Linked DNA regions of Homo sapiens: all the other regions are linked to region 4. A link is a contact called in ENCODE Hi-C or POLR2A ChIA-PET data. All regions are on one chromosome and are shown on one strand. The core of a region is the stretch at or near the end of the contact, and the rest is flanking DNA. Distances in the headings are between cores, read along the strand shown. Region 1 holds the start of TEX264 (testis expressed 264, ER-phagy receptor). Region 2 holds the start of ABHD14A-ACY1 (ABHD14A-ACY1 readthrough). Region 3 holds the start of DCAF1 (DDB1 and CUL4 associated factor 1). Region 4 holds the start of HYAL2 (hyaluronidase 2). Region 5 holds the start of DUSP7 (dual specificity phosphatase 7). Region 6 holds the start of QRICH1 (glutamine rich 1).

Region 1 (3,714 bases), core at 654-3,153, 1.3 Mb before region 4:
CAACTTTGTGGAATACTTAGCTCTGTGGAATTATTTCTTCCCTGTGGGTGCTGGGTGTTGATTTTACGCTAAAAAAAAATTGTCTTTGGAGTCAATGAGCACACAGTATTTGCTCACAAAGAGGCAAAGTAAATTTCTAAACTTTCGGTGTCAAGAAATTGAGGTGTTGCCCACTAGTCTCACCCATCTGTGCTTCTACCCATCAGTATCTCTCTCTTTTCTGCCTGTCCTACTCATCTTGTCTCCAGTAACTTTCATTCCAATTTTCTTTGATAATGATGAGAAATCTTCCACTGAATGCTTACTATACGCCAGGCACTGTCTAAATGTTGAAACACAGCTACTTCATTCACCCTCAAAGCAATCCAAAGAGGTAGGTAAGGCTAAAGGTTCAAGTAGTTAGAGGTTAAGAGACTTGCCCAAGGTAACACAGGTATTAAACAGAGCCACGTGGACCAAAATGCAGGCAACACAAGCCCAGACAGTCTGATTCCAGCCCCTCATTTCCACTTTCTCTCTCCTCTCTGGTGACTGGCTTCCAAAACGCCTGAAGCATTAAATCCTTGTTGGACATCTCTGAGCCCAAAGCTGGAAAACTCTCAGCATCTAGGCCCCCACTTGCCTTGGGAATGACAAGCCCTCACCCTGATCTGCCATCTCAGCTGAACACTTCCTGTCTCCTCAAGGAAACTTAGTATCTACCTTTCTCTTCCTCTCACTTCCCAAACTGCTCAGAAAACGGCGGGGGGGAAGAAAACCCACCTGGGGGTCTCAGAGCCTTGGTCGGCACGTGGAGAGGTAACGTGAATTTCCCCTATATTCAAGAGAAAAGGAAGAAGGTCTGGGAGCTCACCTGAAATGCCAGGCTCACTTTTAGTAACTGCTGGCATCCAGTGCGGCAGGGGCCGAGCGCTCCAGTGCTGGGAGCTGAAAGAACAGTCACCCCTGCCCAGGAAATAACCACTGAGCCAACCATCATGCCCTGATTACCGTCCTCAGGGAAAGCCTACCGGTCCCTCTAAAGCACCCTCGTCCCATTCTCAAACCCCCTGTGGAAATCAGAAGCCAAACCTAGCTTTACAATGTCAGGTCTCTTCGCTAGAGCTCTGGTCACGCCCCTCTTCCTGGAGTACTCCAATCACACTTGGCGCCCAGAAACTGCCGCTGCCGCTGACCTTGGGCAGACTGCGCCCTCCCTCTAGCCTCGGCTCCCCCTCCGCTCAGAGGCCCGGGATGGACGCGTGCGGCCGGTGCCAGCGAGCCTCAGGGAAGGCTGCGCCCAGCCAGCTTCCTGGTGCCGCTCACGTGCGCGGCGGCGGAGGGCCGGGCCCTTAAACGGCCCCCGTCCTGGGCTAAACTTCGGTGCTAGCAGAGGGCGGAAGGACTATGGAGGGTGGGGGGCCGCCGCCTCCCACTTTCGGATTCCAGCCCCTGCTCACCCCGGGCCTTGCCTATTTACTCAGAGCCTTTCTCTTCGCCCACCTCCTCACGGAGCCCCACGCACGTCTGTAACTTAAAGGACGCTAAAGTTTGCAGCCCAGGCTGCGAGGCGCGGCCTTGGGGGACGGGGGCGGAGTTAAAACGCGACTCGCGCCTCTTTCCCTCACCTCCACGGCCCCGGGGCATGCCCTGCACCGGTGGCCGCGGAAGTGGGCTGCCCGGAAGAGTAGGGGCTGCCCCAAGGTCGCATCCAGGCCCTCGGACCTGGCCGAGGCCAGCTGTGGGCAAGACAAGATGCAAAGAGCGGCCCGGGCCGCGGGGGTCACGGAGGGGACACGGAGAGTCCTGAGGTCGCGCCAGGGCGGACAGGGGGAGTCCCAGACCTACGCCCCAGTGGGTATGCCTCTCCTCTGGCCCGGCCCTCACCTCAGCAGCCGCCCGCTGCGGACGCCGATCCGCGCAGGCGGCTCAGGGTTCGGTTACGGAGCCTGCGCGCGCCCGCCGCGCACGCTCGCTCCGCCCCCTCTCGCGGCGGGACATGGCCGTGGCCGTGGGCGCGTGCGCGCGGGACCCGGAGGGCGGAGGCCTGCCCCGCCCCGTCTCCATGGCAACGGGCGTGTGCCTAGCCCCAGCGCTGGCTGCGGCGGAACCCACGGCGTACCTTCCCGCCTCCAACAAACTATCCGGTTGCTGAGGTTGATTTAGCAACACCCCAGGGCATCTGGGTTGGCAGGAGCACCACAGTGACAGCCTGGCCCAGGCTCGGGTACGGGAGGCAGCCCAGTGGCCCGCAGTAGAGGGCCAGGCTGGGGACCAGGGAGCTGGGGCTGAGGAGAATTTGTACAGCCTAGGGAGGCGCAGCACAGCAGTATCAGCCTCTGGCATTTGTACCACCTTTAGTCCTGCCACTTTCTCTCACTGTGGCTTCGCAACAGACTTGGGAACCAAGAAAGGCATAGGTGAGGAAGCTGAAGCCCAGTCTGGGCTCGCGGAAGAAACTGGTGGATCCAACTTCTGCATAGCGCAAATATCTGCTTCCTGCCTCCACCCACCCATTCCCACTTCCGTGAGTATATTCATCCATCCAACACTTATTATTACTCCTTGCCAGGACAGTTCTAGGGGCTGGGGATAGAGTGAACAAAACCAAGGTTCTGCCCTCCTGGAGTTCACGTTCCATGGGAATGCCCTTCTTCCAGGCTCCTCCCTCAGTGCCCAGGTTGTGGCTGTGGGAGGCTGGTCTACCTTTGTGGTTTAGCGGTAACTTACGTGATTCCCACGTCAAGTGTAAGCTCCTTGATGATTGGTTCAATCTTCACCTCAAATTTCTGAGGACCTACAAACTACAAAGCACTCTTCTAGGGGCCCAAAGATAAAACGCTCCCCTCGTGAAAATCCCGGACTTTTGGTGGGAGGTGGGGAAGGTGACAACTATGCTCATAAGCTTGGCTACAAGACCGGCGAGGCCAAGAGCTACTTTGGTATCCTGACAAGGACTGATGTTTGGGAGGGGGATCCAGCAGATGGGAACACCACGAAGGTGGTGGTGGGAAAAGTCAGCAGTCACAGGGTGGTTCACCTTGTGGATCCCACTACTGCACCAGCAAAGAGCAGGCTGGGCACACAGAGACAGTCAAAATCCCAGCTTCCTTTCCCTCTGCTTCACATTCTTCCTTCCGCAGGCAGGGGAGTTTGAACCTTATCCACAGGGCCAAGCCTGTCCCAGCCCTCTAGGCAAACTGGCAGAACAGGCAGCTGGCCCCTCACAGGCACTCCGGGCTGGGCCAGTGCAGGTCGCAGCAGTTGTTTTACCTATGAACATCAAGCACATGGTCAAACCCTCAGCTTAGGTGCCCCAGGCAGGCGGGCTACACACTTGGTAGCATTTCCTTTGACACAAGGAGCAGCCATGGCCCGGGCTCAGAGACTGACAGCCTCTGCCTGCAGGGTCTGCGTGGTCATTTCTCCTGCTTCTCAGAAGGTGGTGAGCTTTTCCCAGGAAACCATTATAAGGAAGTGCCCATTCTTTATCTTGTTCTCTCTGCTCACTTCCCTTAGCCTGATTGGGGAACTCTAGAGCCCCACATCAGAGTTCAACATGTGCCTCAGGAGCTTCAGCACCTCTTTTGTGGGAGGAGAGTCCGCTGGTGACTGGGGCTGCAGGCCATGACATCAGCCTGCCCAGCTTCACCTCAGGCTGCTTCCAACAGTGCCAAGTGAGGTCCCTTGGCAGGATCCCTGCAAGGCAGCGGCTGGCCACCAGGAGGCAGCAGC
Region 2 (3,748 bases), core at 320-2,819, 1.7 Mb before region 4:
TACAATCTCGGCTCACTGCAACCTCCGCCTCCCGGGTTCAAGCAATTCTCCTGCCTCAGCCTCCCGAATAGTGGGATTACAGGCTCCCGCCACCGCGCCCGGCTAATTTTTGTATTTTTTAGTAGAGACAGGGTTTCACCATGTTGGCCAGGCTGTTCTCGAACTGCTGGCCTCGTGTTTCACCCGCCTCGGCCTCCCAGAGTGCTGGGATTACAGGCGTGAGCCACCGCGCCGGGCCAGCACATCTTTATTGAGTGCCAACTGGGCGCCTGCCCGAACTAGGAGCCGGGGGCCCGTCTTGGTTCCTATTCATCCCTCCGGGATGTTTTGGGGATGTTTCCTGAGCCCGCATCCCCAGGCTTCGGGGTCGGGGGGCTTGTGAGCCACAGCAGCAGCCGCCTTTCTGCTGTTTCTGGAAAACCAGGACCTAGTGGAGGAAGAGCGCGTTCCTCTTTTCTTCCAGACCACTAACAACCTCAGACGCGCGTCTCTAACTGGGCGTTAGTCCAGATTCCCACCGGGCGCGAGGGACATTTCCTTGCTGCCCACTCGGGGCGCCCCCGCGCTTCTCCAAAGCGGGAAGGGCGGGGCTTAGGCTGTTGCCTTGGCAACCGAGGGTGCCCGCAGTACTAGGAAATTGTAGTGGACCTGCAGCTGGCCGCCTGCGGGGGTTTGCGGGGGGCAGGGTAAACTGTGCCCGGGTTAGGTCATTGGAATATGCGTTGACAATGACACACAGGTGCACACACGCACAAATACGAGTCTTGCCCCCACACGCTTTTCTTTTGCACAAGCTATTCCCTGCATGTACATGCAGCCTCTTTGCACACACACTGGCCCGTGTGCAATTAATCCCTTGTAATGGTACCCTCTACATCACGCACACAGTCAGGCATCAGGAAGCCAGAGAGACTGATGGAGATGCACACTTTGAAAACCACAGGCTGATCCTCAGAAATACTCAAGCACGGTCATACACACAACCGTAAGACTACACATTCACACAAGAAAGGCACATGCACAGGAAAGCAGACACGCACACACACACAAACCCCCAGAAATGCACACACGCAGACAGGTAGACACATACCCTTAAAATCACACGCACACAGAAATACACTCGGAAGACATAACGCTGACACAAGCAGGCAGACATCAACGAACACACCCCCCCCCCAAAAATATAAGCGCGCAGAAACCCACTGACGGACACCATGCAGACACACAAGCGTACACATACACCCAGACCCCCAAGAACATATGCAGACCCTGCGCGCGCACACACATTACACGCGCGCACATGCACATTCGCGGCCCCAGCGTCTGCTTCTTCCGCGGGACTCTGCCCCGGGGCGCCGGGGCAAGGGGCGGGGTAAAGACGGCCCTCCCCTGGGCCACCGGCCGGCCTCCCTCCCCCGGGAGACTCACCGGGCCCAACGGGATGAGCGGGCGGGCCCCGCCCAGGCGGAACCAGCAGCCGCACAGCGCCCCGACCATGGCTGCCTCCGCAGCTCCGCGGGCCGCTCCGGCTCTAGGCGGCCAGGAGCGCGGCCATCTCGGCGCGCCTGCGCACTCCGCAGCCGCGGGCCTGCAACCCAGTTACCGAGTCGTCTGCGTGGAGGGGGTGCTGGGGGCAGAGCCCCAGCGCTCTCTGGCCCGCTCCCCGCCCAGATTTTCGGAACTGTTTTTGGCTTGAGAGCCGGCGGAGAGCCATGTGGCTTCTTCTCAGTGGAACATCTCCACCCTGGCTCAGTTCTCTGGCCTGTATAATGGAGTTAAGGATAAAACCCACCGCACAGGGTTGTCCTAGGTTCTTAAGGACGGGTCAAGCCTCAGAACAGTGTCCGGAGCAGAGGCCTCGTTGTGTAAATGCCAGATATTGTTATGCAGCAGCTCCAGGTCTTGGCCGACCCACTTTCCTGACTCCTACCCACTCCTCCCCACCCCCTCCCCGACGCACACCCACGGTCAGAGCCTGGGCTGGCCCTGGGCTCGTTCACGTCTACTCATGGCGCCTGCCCTGGTTGGCGATGTGTTACCAACGTCTGGCCTGTCCCAGCCCAAGGCTCCGCGTGGCGACCAGGCCCAGCACTGGGAGGCTGTGCAGAGCGTGGCGTTTACTGCTTATTGCTACTCTGCAGAGGTTGGCAACATCTGACCCGCTCTACTGGCAGGAAACAGGCTCGGGGGCATTGGGAAAACGATCAAGGCCACTTGGCTGGACACTGGCGGAGCCTCGCACTCAAACCTGTCGGGCCTCAACTCCGTGCCAGGCCAACAAGTTGCCCTGGGCAGTTCAAGCTGGGGATAAGGGGGATGGGGAGCAGGAAGACAGCAGCAAGGATGCGATCCCGAAGGAACTTTCCTCCTCAGACTGCTCCATGTCCATGTGGGGCAGGTCGCTGAAGAGTTCGAAACCGTGCTCAGCACCGCGTTTGGGGCATGTGAGACCGAGAGGCTTTGGGAAACTGACGCCGCTGTGAGAACGAGTTTAGCGGAGTCTATGGACGCTGCGAGCTTGTGGCCACAAGAGGGCGCCCCGGAGCACGGCCCAGTCCCCGCCCCCGCTGGATGGGGCCCGGCCTCTTCCCAGCGTTCCTCCTCCGGCCCCAGGTCACCGCCAGCACGCGCCTGCTTCCCGTCTGCGCGAGTCCACGCAGCTCCCCAGGTACCCGCCCTGCACTCCTGACCCTTTCTTCTCTCCAGTCAAAATCCAACCCCACCTACCCCAAGTCTTCCTTTCTCGGATCCCTGGGTCCCCTCCTTGGGAGTTGCCACCATTCCCTCCCGGTGCTCCCTTCCAGAGCTAGCGAGCCAGAACCGTAGTCCGCGGAAGCAACCTGACCGCGAGGTCAACGCGTTGGGCCCCAGGTGGCAGCGCGTTGAGCACCCCGCATCCCCGGCGGGTCGCCTTTCCCACTGGGCGCTTCGGTTTCCGCCTCTAGAAAATGGGCTTTCCGGTGTGGAAGCGCGCCTGTGGTTCCAGCTACTGGGGGTGAGCCGGGAGGATCACTTGAGCCCAGGAAGGTCAAGGCTGCAGTGATCCATGATTGCGCCACTGCACTCCAGCCTGGACGACAGAGCGAGACATCTTCTCTTAAAAAAAAAAAAAAGAAAAAAAAAAAAACCGAAGAAAATGGGCTTTTAGTTCCGGCGCGGTGGCTCACGCCTGTAATCCCAGCACTTTGGGAGGCCAAGGTGGGTGGATCACTTGAGGTCAGGAGTTCCGGACCAGCTCGGCCAACATGATGAAACCCCGTTTCTACTAAAAATATAAAAATTAGGCCGTGCACGGTGGCTCACGCCTGTAATCCCAGCACTTTGGGAGGCTGAGGCGGGCGGATCACGAGGTCAGGAGATCGAGACCACCCTGGCTAACACGGCGAAACCCCGTCTGTACTAAAAAAAAAAAAACAAAAAATTAGCCGGGCGTGGTGGCGCGTGCCTGTAGTCCCAGCTACCCGGGAGGCTGAGGCAGGAGAATGGCGTGAACCCGGGAGGCGGAGCTTGCAGTGAGCGGAGATGTGCCATTGCACTCCAGCCTGGGCGACAGAGCGAGACTCCGTCTCAAAAAAAAAAAAAAAAAAATTAGCCAGGCATGGTGACGCACGCCTGTAAACCCAGCTACTCGGGAGGCTGAGGCAGGAGAATCGCTTGAACCCAGGAGGTGGAGGTTGCAGTGAGCCGAGATCATGCCACTGCACTCCATTCTGGGCAACAAGAGTGAAACTCTGTCCCAAAATAAATA
Region 3 (3,735 bases), core at 314-2,813, 1.2 Mb before region 4:
AGCTGTCGAGCCTGAGCATAGCAGCAGGCTTGCTGTGTCTTGTATTCATGTGACAGTATTGCCGTGAAGACTCATGGAGATGCACGGAGACTTGCTCAGCATTCCCGGAGAGATAATGAGCTGCATAAGGCCTTGAACGCTGGGTAGGATCTTGTCAGGTCGAGATTCTGCTCAACTGTGGGTCATGTTTATCTTCTATGCCCCACAAGAGGGACTGCTGGTCAGAGTAAGGAGTCCTCTGGTTCTGCTGTTAATTGGTTGTGTGATGCTGGGCAAGTCGCTCACTCCCTCTGGGCCTCATTTTTCCCAACAACATGAAGAAATTGAATTAAGTGACCTGTGAGGTCAGTCCTGCCTTAATCTATGAGCTTTTGATTTTTCACTTCTCTGCCTCACGTATAATAACCTGGCAATAAGTATCTATTGATTCTTACAGGCTAGGTCTTGAACAAAAAGACAGAGGCTGGGTGCAGTGGCTCATGCCTGTAATCCCAACACTTCGGGGGGCCGAGGCAGGAGAATCGTTTGAGCCTAGAAATTCAAGACCAACCTGGACAACACAGTGGGACTTCGTCTCTACAAAAATTTTTAAAAATTAGCCGGGTGTGGTGGTGCACACCTGTAGCCCCGGCTACTTGGGAGGCTGAGGTGAGAAGATAGCTTGAGCCCAGGAGGTTGATTGAGGCTGTAGTGAGCTGTGATCGCGCCACTGCACTCCAGCGTGGATGACAGAGCGAGACCCTGTCAAAAAAAAAAAAAAAAAAAGACAGAGAAAAAAGAGGCTGGGAGAACTCAGCCCAGGAGTTCGAGAACAGCCTGGCCAACACGGCAAAACCATGTCTCTACCAAACACGCACATACAAAACAGAAACAAAAATTGGCTGGGTGTGGTGGCATGCGCCTGTAGTCTCAGCTGGAGGCTGAGGTGGGAGGACTGTTTGAGCCCGGGAGGCGGAGGTCATAGTGAGCTGAGATCGTCACTGCACTCCAGCCTGGGCAACAGAGCGAGACTCTGTCTCAAAAAAACAAAACAAAACAAACAAAAAACAACCAGTGCCTTCTGATTTAATGAGTGCTGTGATTTCTGATATGTTTATGAGAAATATTTTCTTAGATCACGGTATGTTCTAGGTAAGATAAGGCAAATGGCCAAATAAAACAGAGGCTCTTTGCGCACACAGGTCAGAACAAGACACTGAAAAAGTATCAGGCGATTACAGTACTGTCTTAGAAGGATTGGCTCCCTCACTTTTCACTTCCGCCTTCCGAAGCAGCCAATGAGTACTCAGCAGTTCGCATTTATCCAAAAAAACTACAAATCCAGAAGTCAATGCGCCAGGCGAAGAGCTCATGCGTCAATTGGGACTGGTGGGCCCGCCCCTAGACGCGGAACTTCATTTCCCAGGCGTCCCCGGGGCTCTTCGATTTTTTTTTTTTTTTTTTTTTTTTTTTTTTTTTTTTCCCCGATCGTGCAGGCGTTCTCTTCCCGCCCCTTGCTCGCGGTCCTCGCGCCAAGTAGGCGCGAGCGCGCGCGCGCGGTGCACGTAGCGCGCGAGTGACGCATAATATGTGGGCCGCTGTGGAGCCGTGGTCGCGCTGTGTGTGTGTGTGAGTGGAGAGTGAGTGCGGGACCTGAGGCTGTGTGTGTGTGAACTGTGGCCACTGGCGGGGTCGGGGGGGGGCAGCGGCGGAGCCGCCTCGGACGGTGAGTGGGAAATGGAGGGAGGCGACTCTACGGGAGGGGCGCGAGGAAGCAGGTCGCGCGGCTGGCCGGGCGGCAGAGTGGGCGCCGGGCTTGGGGGAGGGGCGGCACCTGCTTGGGCCGCCGGCGAGGAGGGGGCGGGCCGGTCTGCCGGGAGGCTGGGCCCGGGGCCTGACAGGACTTTTCCTCCTCCTGATTCTTGTCCTGGGGGCGGGGCCTCCACGTTCTTCCTCCACTCCCCACGAGAAGCTTCCCGAGAGTAACTCTTCCGCCCGGAGTGGGGGGGCGGGGTGTGTCCGCCCCTACCTGGAGGAGGGGCGCATTTCATTTCCCTTGTTTTCTTTTTCCTTCCAATCCTCCTAGTCTCTGTTCCGTACGGGCTTGCGGGGCTCCATCTTCCGTACTATACGGCGGGCCCCTTCCCGGACTGTGTCTCCGCCTCCAGCTCCAGTCACCTGGGCGGGCTCTCCCGTCTCTCGGCCTCGTGCCACCTCTCCCTGCACCCGCCTGCCTCTTGGACCGTGCGACGGGGGCGGAGCTTTCCGGGCGCTCCTCCCATCCCCATGAAAGAGGGAAGGGTTGGAAAGAGAGGTGTGCGGGTCCCGCAGCCTGGAGTCAAACCTCAGAGTGCCCGCGAAGCTTCCCTGGAGTCTATTTCCGGGGGTTATAGTAGTTTTCAACTGGGGTGTCAGAAGCGTTTGCTTAACAACTTCACTTCTTAGACGGTTTTCTGTCTGGTTTCCTCTTACTGCGGTGGCAGCGCTCTGGTTTTCCATTTGTTGAGGAAATAGTTTTGGAGTGTTTGTATTTAGCTATTTTTGAGTCACAAATGACTCGTCCTTGGCCATGTCATGTTGGTCTTGGTTTTTCCTTACCCTGTTTTTTTGATGAAGCCTTTTAATTAGTTTACATGTCTTAATTTTTTATATTAGTAGCATCTTCCTGTTCAAAATGCATCGTTAATGTACAGAATGAGAGGTTAATTGGTAATATCATCCTGCATTTTCTTTTTCCAGCTTACTGGAGTTTACCTTTAATGTTTATGTAAATGTGTATATTTAGATTTTAGGATCTATTTAGTATTTTTCTTAATGATGTGACCATTTGGGTTTTCTATATAACATTTATTCATTACCCATTTTTGAGTGGGTATATATTTTTGGATGTTAAAGAGATAATAGAGAATTTGGGGAATGTAGGGAAATCATTTTGTACTTAGTATCTCTTGCGTAGTTGCTGAGTACAGTGTTTTACTGTTCTGCCTATTATACAGTTTTAAAATTTTTTATTTTTATTCATTTATTTTTTATAGAGACAGTGGTCTCAGTATGTTGCCCAGGCTGGTTTTGAACTCAAGTGATCCTCCCTGGTCAGCCTCCCGAAGTGTTGGAATTACAGACATGAGCCACTACACCTGGCCTGTTTTTTTAGATACAGGATCTTGCCCTGTAGCCTAGGCTGGAGTGCAGTGGTGTGATAACTCTTTTTTTTTTTTTTTTCTTTTTTCTTTTTTTTTGAGACAGCGTCTCATTCTGTTGCCCCAGCTAGAGTGCAGTGGCGCGATCTTGTCTCACTGCAACCTCCGCCTCCCAGGTTCAAGTGATTCTCCTGCCTCAGCCTCCGGAGTAGCTGGGACTACAGGCACGCGCCACCACGCCCGGATAATTTTTGTATTTATAGTAGAGATGGGGTTTCAGCATATTGGCCAGGCTGGTCTCAAGCTCTTGTCCTCGTGATCTGCCCACCTCGGCCTCCCAAAGTGCTGGGATTACAGATGTAAGCCACTGCGCTGGCTTTTTTTTTTTTTTTTTTTTTTTTTTTTTTTTGAGACAGAGTCTCACTGTGTTGCCCAGGCTGGAGTGCAGTGGCGCGATCTCAGCTCACTGCAAGCTCCGCCTCCCAGGTTCACGCCATTCTCGTGCCTCAGCCTCCCAAGTAGCTAGGATTACTGGTGCCTGCCACCACGCCCGGCTAATTTTTTGTATTTTTAGTAGACACAGGGTTTCACCGTGTTAGCCATGATGGTCTCGAGT
Region 4 (3,473 bases), core at 974-3,473:
CTTAGGAAGACTGTTGTGTTATTTGTTCAATTTCAATAAAATGATTTGTAGATCCTGCACATGAGAGTGGCATCCTGTGGGGGCTCTGACACCCAGTGTCTAGACTACCACCTGGGTTCAATAGGTAGGCCTGGCACAGGACTCTGGCAGGCCCCCTATGACCAGCAAAGCCCAAGAGTAAGTCTGAGCCCAGCCTGTGGCCATCCCAACTGTGGCCAGCAGGTGGCTGTGTGTTCACACAGACCTCACTGCAGGCCCCCTGCAGGGTGGGAGGGCACTCATTTATCTGTTGTGATCCATGTGGTGGTGACCCTTGGAATCAGAAGGCCCTGGGATACTTCACTAAGGATTGGCCCCACCTGCCTGATCTAAGGTGAGAGAGTGTGACCCAAGATAGTTCTGGAATATCTGTCTTAGCTGTAGCATCGCCAGCTGATCCTAAGTGGGGTCATGGCCTGACCCCCATGGACCTCAAAGGCCCAGCTTTAATGGACAGCAGCCAGATAGGTGTCCCCACGCCTTTGGCCTACTGCCAGGCTCAGCAACCCAAACTCATGTGCCTCCTCTGAGGCCTGCCTGCGGACACCATGGGAGAATGAGCTCAGGCTGCTGTTTCAGCAAGCAAGGCTCGGCCCACTAGTATTGCCCCTGCTGTCTGTTGCCCCCATCTTCTCATCACCTGCAGCCTGCCCACTGTGGTCATTCTGCCTGCACTTCTCAGGGGCTGCTATAAGGCAGATTCTCTACTAGGCTTAGGCTTTGACTATCAGTCCAACTCCCAGTTAAAGAGGGGAGATTTCAGGGACAGGCTTCTGAGTGTAGGGAGCTGGTCTGCCAGTCTTTCGGAGGTTTGAACTTGTCAAGGCTAGGGCAGGATCACCATATCCAGCCTGGACTTGCAGTTCTGTGGGGTGCCTCCCCATACCCCCATAAGATGCCAAACATGAGGCCCTGTCATCCTCCATGGTCCCCCTCTACTGGCTGTTCAAGGCCCAGGGCTCTCCCATGCCAGATAGCATCCTGTCTCCTACCACCACTGTCCCAGCCTGAGGGAACTCCCTGTGCTGGGCCTACCCAGCTGACCCCATCGCTGGAAACAATGGGGGTCAGGCAACACTTCCCCACTCTCTCCCGCCGGGCTGTGCTCACTTCCTTCCTGCTGGCTGCCTGAGGAAGTGTCCCTGCCCTGGGACAGTCTGGCCTAGCCTTTGTTTCCCCGGGGGTCCCCACCCATGGAGCTTTCAAGGCTTCTGGCCCCTGTGAAGCCAGCACAGTGGTACAGGGACACTGCACCTTCCCCTACCATGTCTTGGACTCCTTGGTCCTCAGGGCCAGACTCCTGGGTATTCACCTACCCCTCACACAGCCTTCTGTTGGGGGAGAGGCTCCTGGGCATTGGGCCATTGGGTTGTTGAGGGGTTGGCTCTGGGTGATTTGAGGGTAGGTAGATTTGCACCCCTGGAGAGGTCTGCTGGAACCTTGCTGCAGTCCTCCCTAGGGCCAGCCACAGGAACACCCCTCCCAGAGGAGTATACCCCTTTCCTCATCCATGTTGTAAGGAGCCCCCTACTCTGTATAGTGGACTCTGAAATCCATCCAGGAATGAACTCCAGCAGGAAAGCACTCTGCAGAACCCTCCCAGTCCATCCCCTCCTCCCCAACCCACACAGTCACACTCACTAACACATTGTCCTGTCACACAGGATGCGGAAGCTCTCAGTGGAAAAAAACGGACTCAGCTACTGGAAGTCCCCCCGACCCTCCCCCCAAGGCTAGTTCCCTTCTTGGGCACCTGCTCTGGGGGACCATCAGCTGAACGACCCCCAAGTATTTTGACTCCCAAAAGCACCACCACCTGACCCCATCCTCTCACACCCTACTGGATTTGAGGATGGGCCCCAATCCTAGGGAAGGAGTGAAGAGGTTCCCTAGTGTTGGAAGCTGTGGGTGTGGGGGAGATTGGCACCTGATCCTGAGCCCATAGCCTTCCTGTCACCTGGCGCAGCTGGCGGGGCCAGATCCTACTCGGGAAGGGTGGGGAGGGCAGCCAGCCAGCAGGGCATTCTGGAGGGAAACAGGGTCAAGGCGATCTCCTCCCCCACGCCTGTTCCTGGCCCTTTCCTCTCAGGGGGCAGCAGGAAGTGAGGAGAAAGGGCTGGGATGGGAGGCGGGAGCGGATGGGAGGGAATGGGGTTTATCAAGTCCTCGGCGAGCTGCCCAACGGGCAGCAGCTGGCGCAAGTAGCCTAGCTGGAGAGGCTCACCCCAGGAAGGAGGGAGGCCACCGACCTACTGGGCCGACGGACTCCCACACAGGTGAGCCCAGAGCAGACGGCTGGTCTGCACCCCCACAGATGCGCTCGCAGTTGCACTCCCTCCCTCTCCTGGCGCCCGGGAGGGTTAGGGGCTGGTGGTGCAGACGCGGGCCCTTTTGGGAGTTGAGTCTCGCACAAGGGAGCGGACCTAGGAAGAGCCGAGGTGGTTTCGCACGGGGCTCGCCAGGGTCTAAGCCTGCCCCCCACCGGGAGAGGCCTGTGGAGCGTAGGGGGCGCTGGATACGGGATGGAGGCCCTGGGAGACCCCTCTTGCTGGCTTTCTCGGAGGTCCAGCCAGAAACTGCTGCAAGGAATGGAGGCCTCCTCGGGGTTGAGAGGGAGCCGGGCTCCCAAAGGACCTCAGAGACTGGGCAGAAAAGGACGGGATCTCAGGGATGACTGTCCCGCCCTGATGCGAGTCAGGGAGAGGGGCGGCCAACCTCCTAGACCCCTCTGAGCTTCCCTGACCCCAACCCTGCGGCCACGCCGCGACCCAGAGCCGGGCTGCCAGGATAACGACTGCCTCGGCCCTTCCTGGGCCGGCTAAGAAGCGGTGCTTGGCCCCTTCCCTCAGTCTGGCAGGGGGCGGGGCCTCCCTTTAGACGGCGGACCAGAGAAGGGGGCCCCTGATTCGTGGGAGGCGGGGCACTACTCTCCAGGAGACCAGAGGTCGCCTCAGGTCAAAGTCCCTTTTTCCACACAAAGGGGACCCACGGCTGGCGTCTACGTTAGGGGGTGCAGAGCCAGATCTGGTGCTGCCCCCTGCCAACCTCGGAGTACCACAGCACCTCCTGATGGCCGAACGGGGCAACGCCTCCTCCTATTCCCCCCCCCCCCCTTCCCGTCCCCCTGCCTTGTCCCTCACACTGTCTCTTTAAAGGGCTGGCGGCGCCGCGGAGCTGGGAGGACTGAACCACCGGCCTCGGGCTGCAGGGGAAACATTTCAGGCTGACTGGCGCTCGTGGCTGAGACTCCCATAGAAAGCCCGGCTCAGAGGGGCATTAGGGTCCTAAATGGGCGGCCACGTCCCTCTGCAGAGGACCTGGGGCTCTTCGAGCCCGAAACGAGGCACCGGCACCGAGAAAGGTGGACCACACCTTCCCGCCCCGTCCGCAAGTCCAATCCCGGGCCCACCTCCGCACTGGAGTCTTAAAGGGCC
Region 5 (3,688 bases), core at 977-3,476, 1.7 Mb before region 4:
CAGTTGTTCCCTTGCTAGTGAGAGCAATGGCCCATTCCTCACCAGGCACTCAGAAGCGAGTATGCTTCAGCGCCGTGGGACACGCGCCCAGTCTCACTTGAGGACAGCATGAGCCTTCTGTTGATGTGACTCTGGCCTGCCCCTCAGGGATGTCACCCTGACTTATTGGGCACTTGACACCTTCTTGAGCTACCATGGACCCGTCTGGGGAGGGAACACCAAGACCAGTCTCTGCCCTAGAGAAAGAGGGGTCTGTGTTCATCCTGTGGTAGGCCTGGGAGAGCACCCAGACCGGCATCCAACCCCATGGTGGAGCAGAGGGGAGAGGTAGCCAGGCCTGAGTGGAGGATGGAGGCTCCACTGTTGTCACTCCGGCTCCAGGCAGGCTGGTACTCAGGAGGCCCTCAGCAAGGCTTGCTGAGTGAATGGTGCACTGCTCAGCAGCTCACCCTCCCCTGGGAGTTTGCTCAGGCCTCTTTTTTGAGTGCTGCCTCCATCCCTGACAAGCAGCATCCAGCCTGCCAGCCGAGAGGCCTGTCCTCAGACCACGTCCTCCCAGCCGGATGGATTCATAGACGGATTGGGCTCAGTCCACACTAGCACTCTCCTACACTGGGAGACCCAAGGCCCAGAGGGAAGAACCATACTAAGGTCACAGGACACACCTGCAAGTGGCAGGACAGAATCTGGGTCTTGGCATCTTGGGCCCTGGAAGCTCTTTCCACAGGCCCAGGACCCCCAGGACAACCTTGGGCGGAGAGTTGCTTCTCCTTTCACACTCTGAGAATGTGACTGTGGGAGAGACCCCTGCTCCTTTGGGATACAGCCCTGTGGCCCAGGATGAAACTCTTCCGAAAGACTATCCCTCGCTTGAAAGACAGGCGGGGACTGCTCCTGAGTCACCCCTTTTCGTGCCTTCTGGTCAGAGGTTAGCGGAAAGCTCAAATCCTCGGGGTTCCAGAGGCCGTCCCTCAAGCACCACCGCTCCCCCAGTCAGGGATGGGGGCAAGGTGTCTCAGAGCCGACCAGCCTCGGGCGGAGTCGGGGGGTTAAGCCCCAAGGAGGGGCACCCCGCCAGGCAAAAGAATGGACCAGATAGACGGCAGGGTCCAGCCTCAAGCTGCCACCCTGGCTCCGTAGGGAAAGCACTGCAGGTCCTACGCAAGCGCGCCGCCTGCGTCTAGCCGCTTTGTTCTAGCGCTACCTGCGGGTCCATTCACCTCCGCTGCCCCGCCTGCCTGCAAATCGACACACAGGGCGGGCGGAGGCCCCGCCCACTTCCCCGCCCTGGGTGGAAACCGCGGCGGGCCCCGCCTCCCTCCGCCACCGCCTCTTTCGGCCAGGATTGGCCATCTGCATGGCAGGCGCCCGCCTACCGCGGAAGTTGATTGGTCCGTTGAGAGGGAGGCAGGGGAAGGAAAGCTGATTATAAAGGAGCATTCCCCTCCCACCGGCCCCGTGGAAAAAGTCACGTGGCGCTTCACTGGGCGCCTGTCACCACCCCGCTTGTAAAGCTTTCTTAAAGGGCTCGCGATCCCTTCCCAAAGCTGGTCCTTTCTAGGATTTCTCCACACCTGCCCACGGAAGGTGGCACGGCCCTGAGTCTTCCTACCCCGCCAGTTGCCCAGGTCCTGATTTCCCATCAGGCCTGCTGGCGTGAGACGCTCTCCCTCAGGTCTGGAGCCTGTGACCGTCAGGGGAACGATGAGGTCCTCTGAAACGGTGACCGCCTAGCACAGTGCCTGGCACGTAGTAGGCGTTCAGTTCTCATTTGTTGAATGAACTCGATGACAGAAAAAATGAATGGGATGACAGGCGGGAGGAGGAGAGGTTGCTCAGCTTGACCATCCCCCCCACCACGCCCCGTCCCAGGAAAACTATGCTGTTGTGAATGTGGGGTGGGGGTGCCAGGCATAGGACGCCCCCAGGGCCTCTCTTCCCGCAGTGTCCAGAAGAGCTTGGGAGCACGCGCAGAGTGAACCCATGAGGGCGTCTAGGCCGGGGTCCCTAGGCGGATCGTAGTCAGCTCCGAGCTAGTCCAGGGGGCAACGGTGCGGAGGCGGTGGGGGAGGGCCCCGCCGCTGGTCTCCCGGGCTCGGGTCGCGAGCGCGCCCGCATACCCCGTGGGGAGGGGCGGTGGAGGCGCTGCGCCTTTAAGCCCGGGCGCCGGCCCCCGCGGCCCCGCCCCCCGGAGAACGCCTCGGCGCGCGGCCGCCGGAGCCGCCGTTTAATTGGGGCTGTCAGGCCGCGGTGCGCGCGGAGGGCCGGGCGGGCGGGCGGGACGGAGGCCGGGAGGCCGGGAGGCCGGGGCGGCGGGCGCGCAGCTCGGCGGGAGGCGGGCGCCCGGAGACGCGGCTGGGGCCCGCGCGGCCGGGGCGCCGTCCCAGGGCAGGGCTGCCCGGCCCCGGCCCCGGGCCGCCCGCGCTCCCCATGAAAAACCAGCTCCGCGGCCCCCCAGCGCGGGCGCACATGTCGACTTCGGGGGCGGCGGCGGCTGGGGGCACCCGGGCGGGGTCCGAGCCCGGTGCGGGGTCGGGGTCCGGCGCAGGCACCGGGGCGGGCGCGGCGACGGGGGCAGGGGCCATGCCCTGCAAGAGCGCCGAGTGGCTGCAGGAGGAGCTGGAGGCGCGCGGCGGCGCGTCCTTGCTGCTGCTCGACTGCCGGCCGCACGAGCTCTTCGAGTCGTCGCACATCGAGACGGCCATCAACCTGGCCATCCCGGGCCTCATGTTGCGCCGCCTGCGCAAGGGCAACCTGCCCATCCGCTCCATCATCCCCAACCACGCCGACAAGGAGCGCTTCGCCACGCGCTGCAAGGCGGCCACCGTGCTGCTCTACGACGAGGCCACGGCCGAGTGGCAGCCCGAGCCCGGCGCTCCCGCCTCCGTGCTCGGCCTGCTCCTACAGAAGCTGCGCGACGACGGCTGCCAGGCCTACTACCTCCAAGGTGAGGGCGGCACCGAGACGCCTTACGGGATCGGGGCCCCCCCGCGACTCCCTGACGCCCCCCTTGGAGGCGCTTTCCTCTCCACGCGCTCGGCCTGCCCCTCTGGGCGCCACGTCGTCCCCGGCCCGCATCCGCCCTCCTGGAGCCGGGTCCCCACTGTGTGGTTTGGCAGGCGCGGGGCTCCCTCTGCGCCCCCTTTCTCGGCACGATTCGAGTGGGTGGAACAAACTTTCCCCTGCCTGGGGTTTCCTTTTTTTTCCTGTTGATGGGGCGACAGTAGTGCCTGGGCTCCAGTGGAGCCCCTCAGAGGTGGAAGGCGCCGCCTCCCAGAACCCTAAAAGCGGCAGGGCGCCCAAGTCCAGCCTAGAATTCGTGTTTCTGGAAGGCCAGGATCAGGAAGGGCACCTTTCATAGCACCATCCTCACCTCCAGCGCATGGAGACCATTTGGGTTGGGGTCTCCTGGATCCGGGAATTGCTTCTTCCACCGGAGAATTGCCGCCTCTAGGAGGCGCTTGGGGCAGGGTATGGGCAGGCTCCATTGCCCTGGCCCGGGTCTCTCGGGACCCCCAGGTCCCTAGCCTGCTGCCCCGGAGCTTGCAGAAGGGAGAGGTAGCACCGGGGGGCGAGTGGCTGAGGCCGGTGTTTCCAATTAACATTCCAAAATGGCCTCTTGCTGGCAGCGGGGCGGGCGGGAGGGGAGGGGAGGCCTGCGGCACCCTCGGGCGCAGGGCCCATGCCT
Region 6 (3,578 bases), core at 625-3,124, 1.2 Mb after region 4:
AAATTCTCCTAGAGTCTGTGTGTTATCTCTGCACTTCTAGCATCTGAAGGCCCTGAAGACATGCTGGTGGTGGTGGTATGATTGGGGGATGGAGATGTGCCTTTTGCACATTTTGTCTGTGAGAATGGACTTTCCCAGAACAGAGTGGTACTGACAGCTTTGAAAGCACCGGTGCACTTTTTGGTGCTTAAAGGCAGGGGCCTGGGTAGGATTCATACCCTCCGCACCTGGTCTGAGAGAATGGAGGGCCCTGGGGTGTTTGTCCATGGTTAGGACCCCTGTGCCAGAGGGATCTAAAAGGTTTGTTTCTGCTGGTGTGGAGAGGCCTAGCTCCCAGTCTGATCATTCAGCATATAATTTTTTTTTTTTTTTTTTGATACGGAGTTCCACTCTAGCCCAGGCTGGAGTGCAGTGGCTCAATCTTGGCTCACTGCAACCTCTGCCTCCCGGGTTCAAGCGATTCTCGTGCCTCAGCCTCCCAAGTAGCTGGGATTACAGGCGGGCGCCACCACTCCTGAATAATTTTTGTAATTTCAGTAGAGACGGGGTTTTGCCAAATTGGCCAGACTGGTCTGGAACTCCTGACCCCAGGTGATCTGCCCGCCTCGGCCTCCCAAAGTGCTGGGATTGCAGGCGTGAGCCACTGCGCCCAATCAGCCTATAATTCTTTTTTATTTTTGAGACGGAGTCTCACTCTTGTCCCCCAAGCTGCAGTGCAATGGTGTGATCTCAGCTCACTGCAACCTCTGCCTCCCAGGTTCAAGCAGTTTTCCTGCCTCAGCCTCTTAAGTAGCTGGGATCACAGGCATGCACCACCACACTCGGCTAATTTTGTATTTTTAGTAGAGACGGGGTTCACCATGTTGGCCAGGCTGGTCTCAAACTCCTGACCTCAGGTGATTCACCCGCCTCGGTCTCCCAAAGTGTTGGGATTACAGACTTCAGCCACCGTGCCCGGCCCATTCGGCATATAATTTTTGAGTGCCTACTACGTGCCAGGCAAAGTGAGATGGGGCATACGTGCTGTGGTGGCCTTCCAAGTTCACGGGAGGGGAAATGGGTGACCAAGCACTGTATGGGAGCGGTCTCCCTGGGGCCTGTGCAAGACTGGAAGAGGTTCCTGACCCAGCCTGGGCCTCAGAAAACATTACTCTAACGAAGTGACTTCTGAAGGGAATCACGAAAGACTACGGGGAGTTTGCCAGGATAAGAGGAACAAGGGCAAAAGCTCCGAGGCAAAAAGAGTCTACAGCAGGCTGGAAGCCCTCTGGGGGCAGTGTAGGCTGCTGCTGAGGCCCGAGTGTGCCTGCAGCTTTAACGCCTTCCACATTTTCCCTGTATACAAACACTAGGCTACCCGGGGGCCCGCTTTAAGGTGGACCCAACTGCGGAAGGCTGAACTCAGATGGCAGCAGACAGCGGGAGTACCAGATGCTGACTCCTCCAGGAGGTGAGCAACCTAGAGGCTTCCCAGGCAGGGCACGGCTGGGGACGCCAGGCCCAGGACAGAAGTTTGTGGGGTCCACCTTAAGCGAGAGGCCGAGCCTGGCCAGGCCCCGCCCCGCGTGGGCGTGCTCGACCAAAGGAGGCTCTGGCGGGCGACGGAAGGTGGGTCCAAAGAGCTAGCTTGGAGCCCTAGCCTTCCGAGACTCCACTACTAGGCCAAGCCACGGCCCTAGCTCCGCCCCACATGGAGAGGCGTCCATGGGCGGAGCGAGCCGCTCCATACCCTAGGATCCACTATCCGCTCTAGCGGCCAGAAGCGCGGCCACCTTCCCCTGCTGAAGCGTTCACTTTAATTTTGGCCGGTAGGCAGTCCCAGATCTCGCGGGATCCGACGCCCCGATTATCGCGAGAGGAGCAATCGGCTCCTATTGGCTGTGAGGGTTGAATGTAAGATGGCGCCCAGGGAGCTGTGAGGAGAAAACCCTGTCGGTCTTGGAGCGACGACGGCAGAACCAGGGTCCCTGGCGGTGCGGCGGGGCCGGCGGGTGCAGCGGAGGCGGCGGCGGCGGCGGCAGTGACGTCGCCGGGTGAGGGCTCCAGTGCGGGTGGGGATGCGGCGAAGCTGTAGGCCTGAGACGGGGGGCCCACCCCACACAACGGCGGGCGGGGGCGGGCGGGCCACTACCGCTGGGCCCTGGAGAGTTCGGGGCGGCTCCGGAGCCGAAAACGTTCCTGGGCTAGCGCACCCCGCCCTGTGGATGGGGGAGGGGTGGCCCGGGGATTTGGGTGGGCGCGGCGCGAGATGGCGCGCCGGTGCGGGCGCGCGGCTGAGCCTGTTTTTACGCGCGCGCGCTGTGCGGCTCTCGGTGCGCGTGGCCGCCGACGTGCGCGTTCCCGGCCCGGATATCTCTGCTCTAGGAGCTGTGGCCCGTGGGCAACCGCGGCTTTCTGGAGCGCGCGCCCGTGACGACCCCCAGTTTTGGGGCGCGCGCTCTGATATCGGGTGGCGGTGCTGCCTCGAGAGCGCGCAGGAGGCTTCTGCTGAGCAGAGGGCCGGCCGCGGCTCGTTGCGCTGGGAAGGTTGAGGATTGGGTCCTTTCTGGTCTGGTGACGTTCCCGGGCATCCGTGGCCTCGGCCTGGAGAGAAACCAACCAGCTTTGCTGTCTGGCTTGCGGTTCCGCTCCTCTGTGAGGGGGGCGAGATTGCCCGTTCTCCTCGAAGAATGCCGTTACTTGAGGCCCAAGTACGGTGCGGGTGCTTGGGTAGGGTGTTTCTCTGCTTCGGAAACCAAGCCCTCTTGGTTTGAGAGGGCAGTGAGCCCCTTCGGATTTCCTCACCTTGTACTGGGCTTTCTGCCGGGCAGGGAAGGTTAATATTAGAAGGCCCTTGAGTGGTACCTGCTTATCTTTCATTAGAAACTAATACGTCCATAAGCGTAATTCATACACGTCACCTCTGTGCGCTCCGGAAGGGAATTCGCTTATGTGGCCCATGTGAACTCCGAGCTCTAAAATGCCAGTTTAAATCCTTAAACGCAGCTTTTCTTTTGCGTAAGTGGGAGGGGCTTACTTTATTATATTAAAGGCCCACCTTTGCCTCAGCCAAAAAGTTGGCCTTAAACAAAATGGAACAACCTGAGAATCAGTGCTTTACCTTTTTTGAAATTGCAGAAATCCCAGCAGAAATTACTAAAATCTGATAGTGTATCACTGTAAAAGTCACTTTTGGTGTAGGATTTCAGTCCTTTTCAGCTCTTTTTTTGACCCTGCCGCTGTGTTTTGGTGTCAAGGAAGTTCTAGGTTTGTTCTAGAGAAATAGGCACCTCTTTTTTCTAATACAAAACATCTGCTAGTTTGATTTACAGTCTTGCTCAATTAAGCTTAAGGAATAGGAAGCTAAGAGGAAGTAAAATTAGCCATCAAATTTGATAATGGTGGGGTAGTTCTTTCTAATGTACTGTATTGTTTTTAAGAACAAAGTTAAAATTATTAATAAAAAGAGGCTGAGGATGGAAGGAACTTTTTTGTTCTATCTTCTTCAGAATATTAGAAGTCTTAAGAACTCAGGACAAGCAGCAGAAATACATGCAACATGGTGACTGGTGAGTTAAAATTGTTCATATCCTGGAAGT

Evidence for each region. Hi-C counts contacts between places; a loop is a spot of excess contacts on that map. ChIA-PET counts read pairs that join two places held with the same protein, here RNA polymerase II (POLR2A). Pooled maps may share reads with other maps.
Region 1: a pooled map shows a loop between it and region 4 (4-fold over the local background). The contact joins the promoter of TEX264 here to the promoter of HYAL2 in region 4. A Hi-C loop is called at or near these places in 1 of 37 single-sample maps with no recorded cell type and 3 of 50 pooled maps. POLR2A ChIA-PET finds 5 or more read pairs at or near these places in 2 of 52 experiments (CD4-positive, alpha-beta memory T cell and activated B cell).
Region 2: a pooled map shows a loop between it and region 4 (2.9-fold over the local background). The contact joins the promoter of ABHD14A-ACY1 here to the promoter of HYAL2 in region 4. A Hi-C loop is called at or near these places in 1 of 37 single-sample maps with no recorded cell type and 7 of 50 pooled maps. POLR2A ChIA-PET finds 5 or more read pairs at or near these places in 4 of 52 experiments (HEK293T, MCF 10A, activated T-cell and 1 more).
Region 3: a pooled map shows a loop between it and region 4 (7-fold over the local background). The contact joins the promoter of DCAF1 here to the promoter of HYAL2 in region 4. A Hi-C loop is called at or near these places in 2 of 37 single-sample maps with no recorded cell type and 6 of 50 pooled maps. POLR2A ChIA-PET finds 5 or more read pairs at or near these places in 8 of 52 experiments (B cell, BJ, CD8-positive, alpha-beta memory T cell and 5 more).
Region 5: a pooled map shows a loop between it and region 4 (6-fold over the local background). The contact joins the promoter of DUSP7 here to the promoter of HYAL2 in region 4. A Hi-C loop is called at or near these places in 1 of 168 maps with a recorded cell type or tissue (posterior vena cava), 1 of 37 single-sample maps with no recorded cell type and 7 of 50 pooled maps. POLR2A ChIA-PET finds 5 or more read pairs at or near these places in 1 of 52 experiments (GM10248).
Region 6: a pooled map shows a loop between it and region 4 (8-fold over the local background). The contact joins the promoter of QRICH1 here to the promoter of HYAL2 in region 4. A Hi-C loop is called at or near these places in 7 of 50 pooled maps. POLR2A ChIA-PET finds 5 or more read pairs at or near these places in 2 of 52 experiments (activated B cell and activated CD4-positive, alpha-beta T cell).

What each region holds. Positions count from the first base shown.
Region 1 is chr3:51,669,441-51,673,154 of GRCh38, reverse strand. It overlaps TEX264 (testis expressed 264, ER-phagy receptor), which reads right to left and starts at 1,903. Exons shown (of 5, transcript NM_015926.6): 1 at 1,867-1,903. It overlaps LOC124906237 (a long non-coding RNA gene), which reads left to right and starts at 2,050. Exons shown (of 2, transcript XR_007095907.1): 1 at 2,050-2,506; 2 at 3,499-3,714. RefSeq lists a silencer at 1,738-2,167.
Region 2 is chr3:51,972,885-51,976,632 of GRCh38, reverse strand. It overlaps ABHD14A-ACY1 (ABHD14A-ACY1 readthrough), which reads right to left and starts at 1,569. Exons shown (of 17, transcript NM_001316331.2): 1 at 1,429-1,569. It overlaps ABHD14B (abhydrolase domain containing 14B), which reads left to right and starts at 2,584. Exons shown (of 4, transcript NM_001146314.2): 1 at 2,584-2,668. ABHD14A (abhydrolase domain containing 14A) reads right to left here and starts at 1,569. Exons shown (of 5, transcript NM_015407.5): 1 at 1,429-1,569. The coding sequence starts at 1,497. RefSeq lists silencers at 366-660, 1,266-1,645, 2,476-2,645, 2,866-3,015 and enhancers at 2,246-2,425, 2,459-3,395.
Region 3 is chr3:51,497,843-51,501,577 of GRCh38, reverse strand. DCAF1 (DDB1 and CUL4 associated factor 1) reads left to right here and starts at 1,563. Exons shown (of 25, transcript NM_001387579.1): 1 at 1,563-1,705. RefSeq lists a silencer at 1,674-1,903 and an enhancer at 2,014-2,113.
Region 4 is chr3:50,321,495-50,324,967 of GRCh38, reverse strand. HYAL2 (hyaluronidase 2) reads left to right here and starts at 2,223. Exons shown (of 4, transcript NM_003773.5): 1 at 2,223-2,315. It overlaps TUSC2 (tumor suppressor 2, mitochondrial calcium regulator), which reads left to right. Exons shown (of 3, transcript NM_007275.3): 3 at 1-59. RefSeq lists a silencer at 131-320 and enhancers at 529-1,030, 1,813-2,486, 3,120-3,459.
Region 5 is chr3:52,055,109-52,058,796 of GRCh38, reverse strand. It overlaps DUSP7 (dual specificity phosphatase 7), which reads left to right and starts at 2,226. Exons shown (of 3, transcript NM_001947.4): 1 at 2,226-2,947. The coding sequence starts at 2,431. RefSeq lists silencers at 1,166-1,525, 1,926-2,305, 2,506-2,565, 2,886-2,935, 3,646-3,688.
Region 6 is chr3:49,092,367-49,095,944 of GRCh38, reverse strand. It overlaps QRICH1 (glutamine rich 1), which reads left to right and starts at 1,874. Exons shown (of 10, transcript NM_198880.3): 1 at 1,874-2,033. QARS1 (glutaminyl-tRNA synthetase 1) reads left to right here. Exons shown (of 24, transcript NM_005051.3): 24 at 1-13. RefSeq lists enhancers at 1,300-1,639, 1,750-1,869, 2,238-2,750 and a silencer at 1,990-2,239.